Regions from separate parts of the Homo sapiens genome. Here all the other regions are linked to region 2. The links are chromatin loops, found by intact Hi-C in ENCODE. Cell type or tissue: endothelial cell of umbilical vein. All regions are shown on one strand.

The links. Peaks named below come from ENCODE experiments on the same cell type or tissue, not always from the same donor. Only the 100,000 strongest peaks of a DNase experiment are listed, where the experiment ranks them.
Region 1: a loop joins it to region 2, with 7 times the contacts of the local background. A loop is called at or near these places in 13 of 110 quality-filtered maps.
Region 3: it touches region 2 in a loop (4-fold over the local background); 2 of 110 quality-filtered maps call a loop at or near these places.

Annotation. Positions count from the first base shown.
Region 1 is chr6:41,367,740-41,370,239 of GRCh38, reverse strand. No RefSeq gene overlaps it. Among named protein-coding and RNA genes, the nearest start is that of NCR2, 33 kb to the right of the region's middle. RefSeq lists an enhancer at 281-781. In endothelial cell of umbilical vein, CTCF peaks have their summits at 1,169 (motif pointing left) and 2,382 (motif pointing left); DNase peaks (open chromatin) are centred at 1,139 and 2,359; H3K27me3 peaks cover 467 bases.
Region 2 is chr6:42,043,436-42,045,935 of GRCh38, reverse strand. It overlaps a transcript of CCND3 not described here. Among named protein-coding and RNA genes, the nearest start is that of TAF8, 5.8 kb to the left of the region's middle. RefSeq lists enhancers at 1-33, 60-209, 34-624, 1,217-1,266, 1,978-2,478. In endothelial cell of umbilical vein, a CTCF peak has its summit at 1,531 (motif pointing right); DNase peaks (open chromatin) are centred at 125 and 1,555; H3K27ac peaks cover 777 bases.
Region 3 is chr6:41,965,719-41,968,218 of GRCh38, reverse strand. It overlaps a transcript of CCND3 not described here. Among named protein-coding and RNA genes, the nearest start is that of CCND3, 25 kb to the right of the region's middle. In endothelial cell of umbilical vein, no CTCF peak of the experiment used is centred here; a DNase peak (open chromatin) is centred at 1,058; H3K27ac peaks cover 2,355 bases.

The sequences.
Region 1 (2,500 bases), 680 kb after region 2:
GGGCTGGAATATTTTTTTAAAAAGAGAACGATGTGGGTCAAGTGTGGTGGTTCATGCCTGTAAACCCAGCACTTTGGGTGGCCGAGGTGGGAGGATCACCAGCCTGGGCAATCTAAGGAAATCCCATCTTTACAAAAACTAAAAGGTTAGCAGTCATGGTGGTGCGCATCTGTAGTCCTAGCTATACTGAGGAGGCTCAGGTGGGAGGATCGCTTGAGCCCAGGAGGTCAAGGCTGCAGTGACCTGTGATTGTGCCACTGCATTCAGCCTGGGCAATGGTAAAACCCTGTCAAAAAATGCAATTTTTGTTTTCAAAAACGATAAACAAAGACTAGAGAATTTAATTTATCCATGGGTTTCAGGTTTGAGTATATATATTTTTTTATTTTTGAGACGGAGTCTTGCTCTGTCGCCCAGGCTGGAGTGCAGTGGCACAATCTCGGCTCCCTGCAACCTCCGCCTTCCGGGTTCAAGCGATTCTCCTGCCTCAGCCTCCCGAGTAGCTGGGACTACAGGCACCCACCACCACGGTGGGCTGATTTTTGTATTTTTAGTAGAGACAGGGTTTCACCATGTTGTCCAAGCTGGTCTTGTACTCCTGACCTCAGGTGATCCGCCCGCCTGGGCCTCCCAAAGTGCTGGGATTTACAGGCGTGAGCCACCGCGCCCGGCCCAGGTTTGAGTATTTCTTAATCAATGATCTCCAAATGTTTCCCAGTCCAATGCGTTAAATATGAACGCTTAGGCAAGATTGCTCCGGAAGGCCCGGGAAATACTTGACCGGCTTATGCCCCTCCCACCCCTACTTTTGAGGAAGGTGCCCGGAATGGGACATGGATAGGGTCCCGGAATTGGCCTTCTCCGGAATCGGAATCTGAGCGAGGACTCCGGGATCCCCAGCCTGAGGACCTCCGGCGTTTCCACTCCCTGGCTCCCCGTCCCACCTGTTGCCTTTGCTATGCCTACCCTGGTTCTTTTTCGTGCTATGGAGACAGCGTGGGCAACTCCAGCGCAAGAAGGTAAGATCCGGTGTCTCTCTGGCGCTCCAATTCTGGCGCTCCAATTCCGCTGCTCCTTAGGCGGAGGAATTCTCTCCTTTCCCCCAGTGAGTCTAGTTGTGGGCAAAGCAGGCTCCGTGGTCCCACACCGCCTCCTGGTGGTTATGAAGGATACTGCAGCCGGGGTTGATACAAGATACAGAACTTTTCCAGCGCCGACAGGGGGCGCAGGAAAAGGCTTACGGATTGCCTGGCAGGTGCCAGGTGTTTTGCACGGCGTCTCACTTACTTTATTTAATCAATAGAGTAACTCCAGAAGAGAGAACTGTCATTTCCCATACTATCCAGATAAGGAAATTGGGGCTAAGAGAGGCAATGCACTTCGATTAAGAACATAGAGCTAGTAAAATTGCAGAGTGATTCTCTCACATTCACACCATCTCTTGGTGCACAGAGTGTGAGAAGAGTAAAATATTGGCTTCCATCCTAGGCCAGGAGCTCTCCCTCTCCTTGGCTCTGAAGAATCATCTAGAAAATACCTTTAGCTGATGTACTGAGCTCCCAAATTAGTCTCTGGGAATGTTCCAAGGTCCTTTCTCATTCTCCATTTGAGCCCATTTCAGATGGGTTCATGGGCCTGCAGGTTGAGACCGGTTCAGGGACAGCTGGGAAACTCTATCATGCATGTTGCATGGATGGGGAGTTAGAGGTCTCTGTCCTTTCTCTGGGATTCAGGCTCCTTGAGCAATCTTATCCCTGAAGGTGAAGAACAAGGTGCTTTGTTCTGAGTGGGGCACTCCTGCGACCTCAGATACTCAGACAGAACAAACGAAGAGCATGGAATGGGTGACCACACTGAGTCGACCTCAGTTCTTCTCCATCTTTAATCCCAAGGTCAGGAGACCTCTGCTTGGCATAGGGCTCTTTCCTTCGTGTTTCATTTTCATTAATTAATTTAGAGGAGTGCAGTGACACAATCATGGCTCATTGAAGCCTCAAACTCCTGGGTTCAAGTGATGGTCCCACCTCATCCTTCTAAGTAGGACTACAGGTGTGCACCACCATACCCAGCTAATTTTCAAAATCTCTGTAGAGATGGAATCTCGCTATGTTGCTTGGGCTGGTCTTGAATCCTAATTCCTGGCCTTAAGCAATTCTCCAGTCTCAGCCTCCCAAAGTGCCAGGATTAGTGGCTTGAGCCACTGAGCCCAGCTGGGCTCCCTCTTTATCAGGCATTGGAAATGCTCAAGCTGCTTTTGCACCTGCAGTGGTCAGGCTGGGGAAAGGTCTCTGGGCAGAGCCCCTCCCCTTCTCCTGCCTGAGATTCCACCCACTCCAGTGCAGAGCTGAGAACCATTCTCCATCCTCTGCTGCTCCCTAGTGGGCTGGGATGCAGCTGTCACTGGTCTCCTTCCCACTAGGCTGCGGCCACTTTCTGCCTTCTCTCCTTCCTTCTCCAGAGGGATGCTCCTTCTAGAGACAGCAGGTGTCCTGGAAGAGAG
Region 2 (2,500 bases):
GTGGGGTGCAGCGGAGCCCTTGGCACGCCCTGGCCCCCTGCCCCAGGCACTGGCTTGGCTGTGGAGAACAGGTTGTACTCTTGAAAAACCACAAGAGGAAGTTTAGGGAGGGCTGGGGGTGGGGAAAGTTCTGGGGCCCCTGCCAAGTTTCCCTTTCCCTGCTGAGCAGTAGATGTGTTTATCTTGCTCTCAAAGACATTTAAATTTTAAATCCTCAAGTTTCAAAGAGCTGTCAAGGCCTGCCCCTTTCTAGGGGTGGCAACAGACACTGCTAGAAATGGCATTGGAACAAGTTACCCATCTGTTGGAATTCCCCTGGGATTCGTGCAGGTTGAGAAAGGCTAATTCCAGAAAGTCTCTTCTTTGGCCCCTTCACTTTTCTCTTCCCCAAAGCATTTCCTACAACCTTTAAACTCAGAGGAATGTGGCTGTAATTGCCACTTAGGAGCTGAATGGTGTTGCGGGAGCTGTCCCTAAGTTTTTACTTGTACTGTCTCATTTAATATTTATTCACCACAACTCTAGGTAGTAAACACCTCTATCTCCAATTTACAGATAGGAAACTGAGGCTCAGAAAGGCAAACTTGCTCAAAGTAATTTAGCTAGTAAGTGGCAGAGCTTGGAATTGAACGAGGATCTATCTGATTTCAAAGTCTAGGCTCTTTACTCGTGAATTAACTCTCAGTCTGAGCATTGACTTTCCTAATATATCAAACACTGAGACAGGGAGGCTGAAATATAAAGGGATTTTTTTAAATGCTGCTGCTAGTATGGGAGAGGGATAGAATTGGAAGGGATTCCTTGGAAGTTAATGTATTTAAGAAAGGATAGCCACTGGGCACAGTGGCTCACGCCTGTAATCCCAGCACTTTGGGAGGCCAAGGTGGGCGGATCACGAGGTCAGCAGTTCGAGACCAGCCTGACCAACATGGTGAAACCTCATCTCTACTAAAAATACAAAAAAAAAAAAAAAAAAAACGTTAGCCGGGCGTGGTCGCACGGGCCTGTAATCCCACCTACTCAGGAGGCTGAGGTGGGAGAATCACTTGAACCCGGGAGGCGGAGGTTGCAGTGAGCCAAGATCACGCCATCGCACTCCAGCCTGGGCAACAGAGTGAGACTCCGTCTCAAATAAATAAATAAATAAATAAAAGGAAAGAAAGAAAAGAAAGAAAAGATAGCCAAGTTAAAAAAAGATGCAGGAGGTGAGAGGTCAGGTCAAATTCTGGAAGATTGCAGCAAAGGGGAAGATTTAGGAGGAATACTATAGCTGTATGCAAATATTTAAAAGTTTGCCCTGGCAAACCTTGAAGTAGGGGGTTAGTGGGACTAGTGGAGGCAGATTTTCAAAAAACGTAGAACTTTCTAACAAATGGGGCTTAGAGCTCATGCTATAAGAGGGGCCTCTGCCAGCAAGACGACCTCAAAGCCCCTTCGCCTGTAAACCCCTGATGTGATTTTCCCCCTGCTTTCCTCTTCTATGTCATTCTTTGCTCTCCCATACTCCCTGGCCCGTGGTAGTCCCTGATCGTCCACCAGGTGGAGCTGTTGCCCCGTGTGTCACCTTGGGGTGACTGGATTGGGTGAATGAAGAGTGTTGCCGGGTTCTTCAGGCGCTGACTGGTTTCAGGGAGCCTCTGCTCCCAGCCCATCACCAGCTGTTTACACACCGGGGCCCAGAGAACTGCTTTTGATCCAGCAAAGCCCCCGTAAAAGGTGCTCTTCTGTCTTGTCCAGGCTCCGGCCAGAACGTGCAGGCCTCCGCCTCTGCGGCATACACCCGTCCCCAGGTCAGGGATTTCTTCCACATCTTCTCTTTCCCCTTCCTGACTGTCCTTTCCCTTTGAGAGAGAGGGACCCGTGTGCCCAGAGCAGAGGGCAGGACCGACGGCCCTGCGAGCCAGCAGGGTAGCTAATGTGGCATGGCCTTTTATGCCCTTCAGAGGGCATGACACCTGTGTCATCTCCCGGAAGGGGCCTCAGGAGCCCCACCTCTCTGAAACTATTTGCACTCAGTGGCCTGACCAGTTCTCCCACCCTGGGTGAAATTCCCCAGGACAGTCGTTCCTGAGGTGAGGGCTGAGGGGTTATCTCTGGAAGGAGACGGTTGCTGGTACCTCCGTCGTTGGCCCAGATCTGCTTGCTGCCCCCTCAGACCTTTAGAGAGGCACAGAGCCACTGGGCCTCCAGGGACACAGAGGCAGAGCCCAGAATGAGCAAGGACACCCTGATTTTTTTGAGACAGGGTCTCACTCTGTCGCCCAGGCTGGAGTGCAGTGGCGTGATCTCGGCTCACTGCAGCCTCGACTTCCCAGGCAGAGTTGATCTCCCCATCTCAGCCTCCTGAGTAGCTGGGACAACACGCGTGGCGCCACCATGCTCAGCTAATTTTTTATTATTTTGTTGAAATGGAGTCTCACTCTGTCGCCCCGGCTGGAGTGCATTGGCACGATCTTGGCCCACTGCAACCTCCGCCTCCCAGATTCAAGTGATTCTCCTG
Region 3 (2,500 bases), 78 kb after region 2:
GTGAGATTTTAGGGCATTTTTTTCCAGTGCACAGTGATTCATTGAATTGATGACACTTTATACCCCATTTGCTGTTAGCTAAATGTTATCTTCATTGATATCAGCATTTTGTGTCAAATCAGCAGGAAATTCTACTCTTTCCCCATACTGCTTCTCCTCTCCTACCACTTTAGTTGGAATGAAGATGGTTTACATTCAGAAAAGACTAATAATTAAACTCCCTTCTCATAAATGTCTGACCTTTTAAAGGGAATTTATTACAAAATCCTGGGTGCAAAAACATTTGAAGCATTTAGAATGATTTGGCCTACTCAAGGGAAGGCTGGAGAAGGCAAATAAATAACCACCTTGAAGGATGTGGACATTAGTGGGGGTTAGAACCACCAGGGTGTGTCTGAGACTTTGATTCTGGGGACTGGGGAAAGAATCACGCAGCTGCATAGTTAACAGGTTCTGCAAGTCACTTTGACGCACTAAAATTGATACAATGGATAAGAAAGTCTGTGAGTGAGAACAGCTAAAAATTGCCTCAGTGTGGACTCCAAGTGTGATCTTCACTACTCAAGGTGTGTCCCAGCAGCTGCTGCGGGAGATGGATAGAAATGCAGATTCCCGGGCTCTACCCGGAAGCGTTGAATTAGCATCTGCATTTACCAAAGTTCCAAATGATTCATGTGCAGGTTATTGTCTAAGAAGCCTGGACTAGAGAGTTGAGAAGGAACTTGCTGATATGTCCTGGCCCAGCTCCTTTTATAGATGAAGAAATCGAGGCTTAGTCACTTGCCCAGTGTCATAAGTGACAGAGGTAGGAATCAAATCCAGGGATATTTGATTCCAAATCTTTCAGAGGGAATCAGTAAGTGCTTGTTGAATTACTTATTAATTTTTCATTCAAGCATTCATTAATATTATTATGTATTCATTGAAGAGACTTAGGGTAGGATGAAAATGTGGCTGTCTAGCCTTGGTGACTCTGCTGCCCTGGGAATAGGAAGGTGACACTCCTCCGCCTTCCCCCTTTCAAAATGCCGTTCTCCATGACTCAGCAAAGGAACCATGGGTCTGAAACCAGAGGTGAGACAAAGAAAACCTCAAAAATGTTTTGTTTTGTTTTTTTCCTAGAGGAATTTCCTTTCATGTCATTCATTCCTCTGCTAGGGAATCCAGGAAGCCTTCGACCTATGGTTAGCCGGCACTTAAAACAAGGCCTGACACAAAGCATGCTATATAACTATTGTTATATTATTATTAATTATGGAGCAGTTATTAATACCTAGAGACTTGCGTCAACTTGTGTTAAACTTCTCTTTCCATTTGTTCTAGTCTCACCCCAGAATTTGTGTGAATTCTCAATTATTCATGCTGTAGAGGGCTTAAGGGGTCAACTGCAAATGAGTGAATAAATTAATAAATCAAAAAGCTTGGGTTCCCCTCTAAAATGAGATTATTGTAATGGATGAAGAGGCATGACTCAGTAGATGGTTGATTTGGGAATAACCACATCCAGTCTAGAAGGGAGCTGACCCTCAGAATTTCTAGCTATGGGATAGACAGACCTGCCTAACTAAGAGACAGTTTACTGATAGACTGTGGTAAATTCTGTATGGAGATATACAGACAACAGAAGGAGAACATAATTCCTGGTTCGGTGGGGAGGGGAGGGTGTGCTTGTGGTTCTCAGCCCTGGATGTGTTTCGGAATCACCTGGAGATAAACATATAGAACCTGGGCTCCATGCCTAAGATTCTGATTTTCAGTTCTGGGAGTATAACAGGGCCATCAGAATTCTCTTTTTTTTTTGAGACAGGGTTTCACTGTCGCCCAGGCTAGAGTGTAGTGGTGGCAATTATGGCTCATTGCAGCCTCGACCTCCTGGGCTCCAGGGATCCTCCCACCTCAGCCTATAACTGGGACTACAGGCATGCACCACCATATCTGGCTGATTTTAGTTTTTGTGGAGCTCGGATATCTCTGTGTTGCCCAGAAGGTGGCCATCAGAATTAACAAGCTTACCAGGTGATCAGGACCTGAAGCCAAGCACTAAACATAATAATAACAGCACATACTATAAACTGGACATCTTAGGTATTTTCTCTTATTCTCATAACCATCCCTAAATGCAATTTATATTATCCCCATTTTACAGGCAGGAACACTGAGGTTTAAGTAATTTGGCCAAGGTCACACAGCACAGCCCATATTTTAATTAAGCTCTCAGTCTAAAGGCCTAAGTTATTTTGCCATATCCCATACAGCAGGAGGTCAGCCTGGAAGAATCTTCCCAGAAATTTAAATTAAGATAATTAACTCAGATGTAAACTGTAAAATCTGTACATAATGGGTCAGACAAAGATATGCAAGCGGATTTAAAGAGACACAAAGGCTCCGAGCTAGTGAAAGTTCGACCTTAACCCTACGGCATCGATTAACATATCAAAAGGAAGAATGTGTCCTTTGGGGTGGGAGGGCGCTTGGGCCAGTTAGTCTGATACTTTGTGAG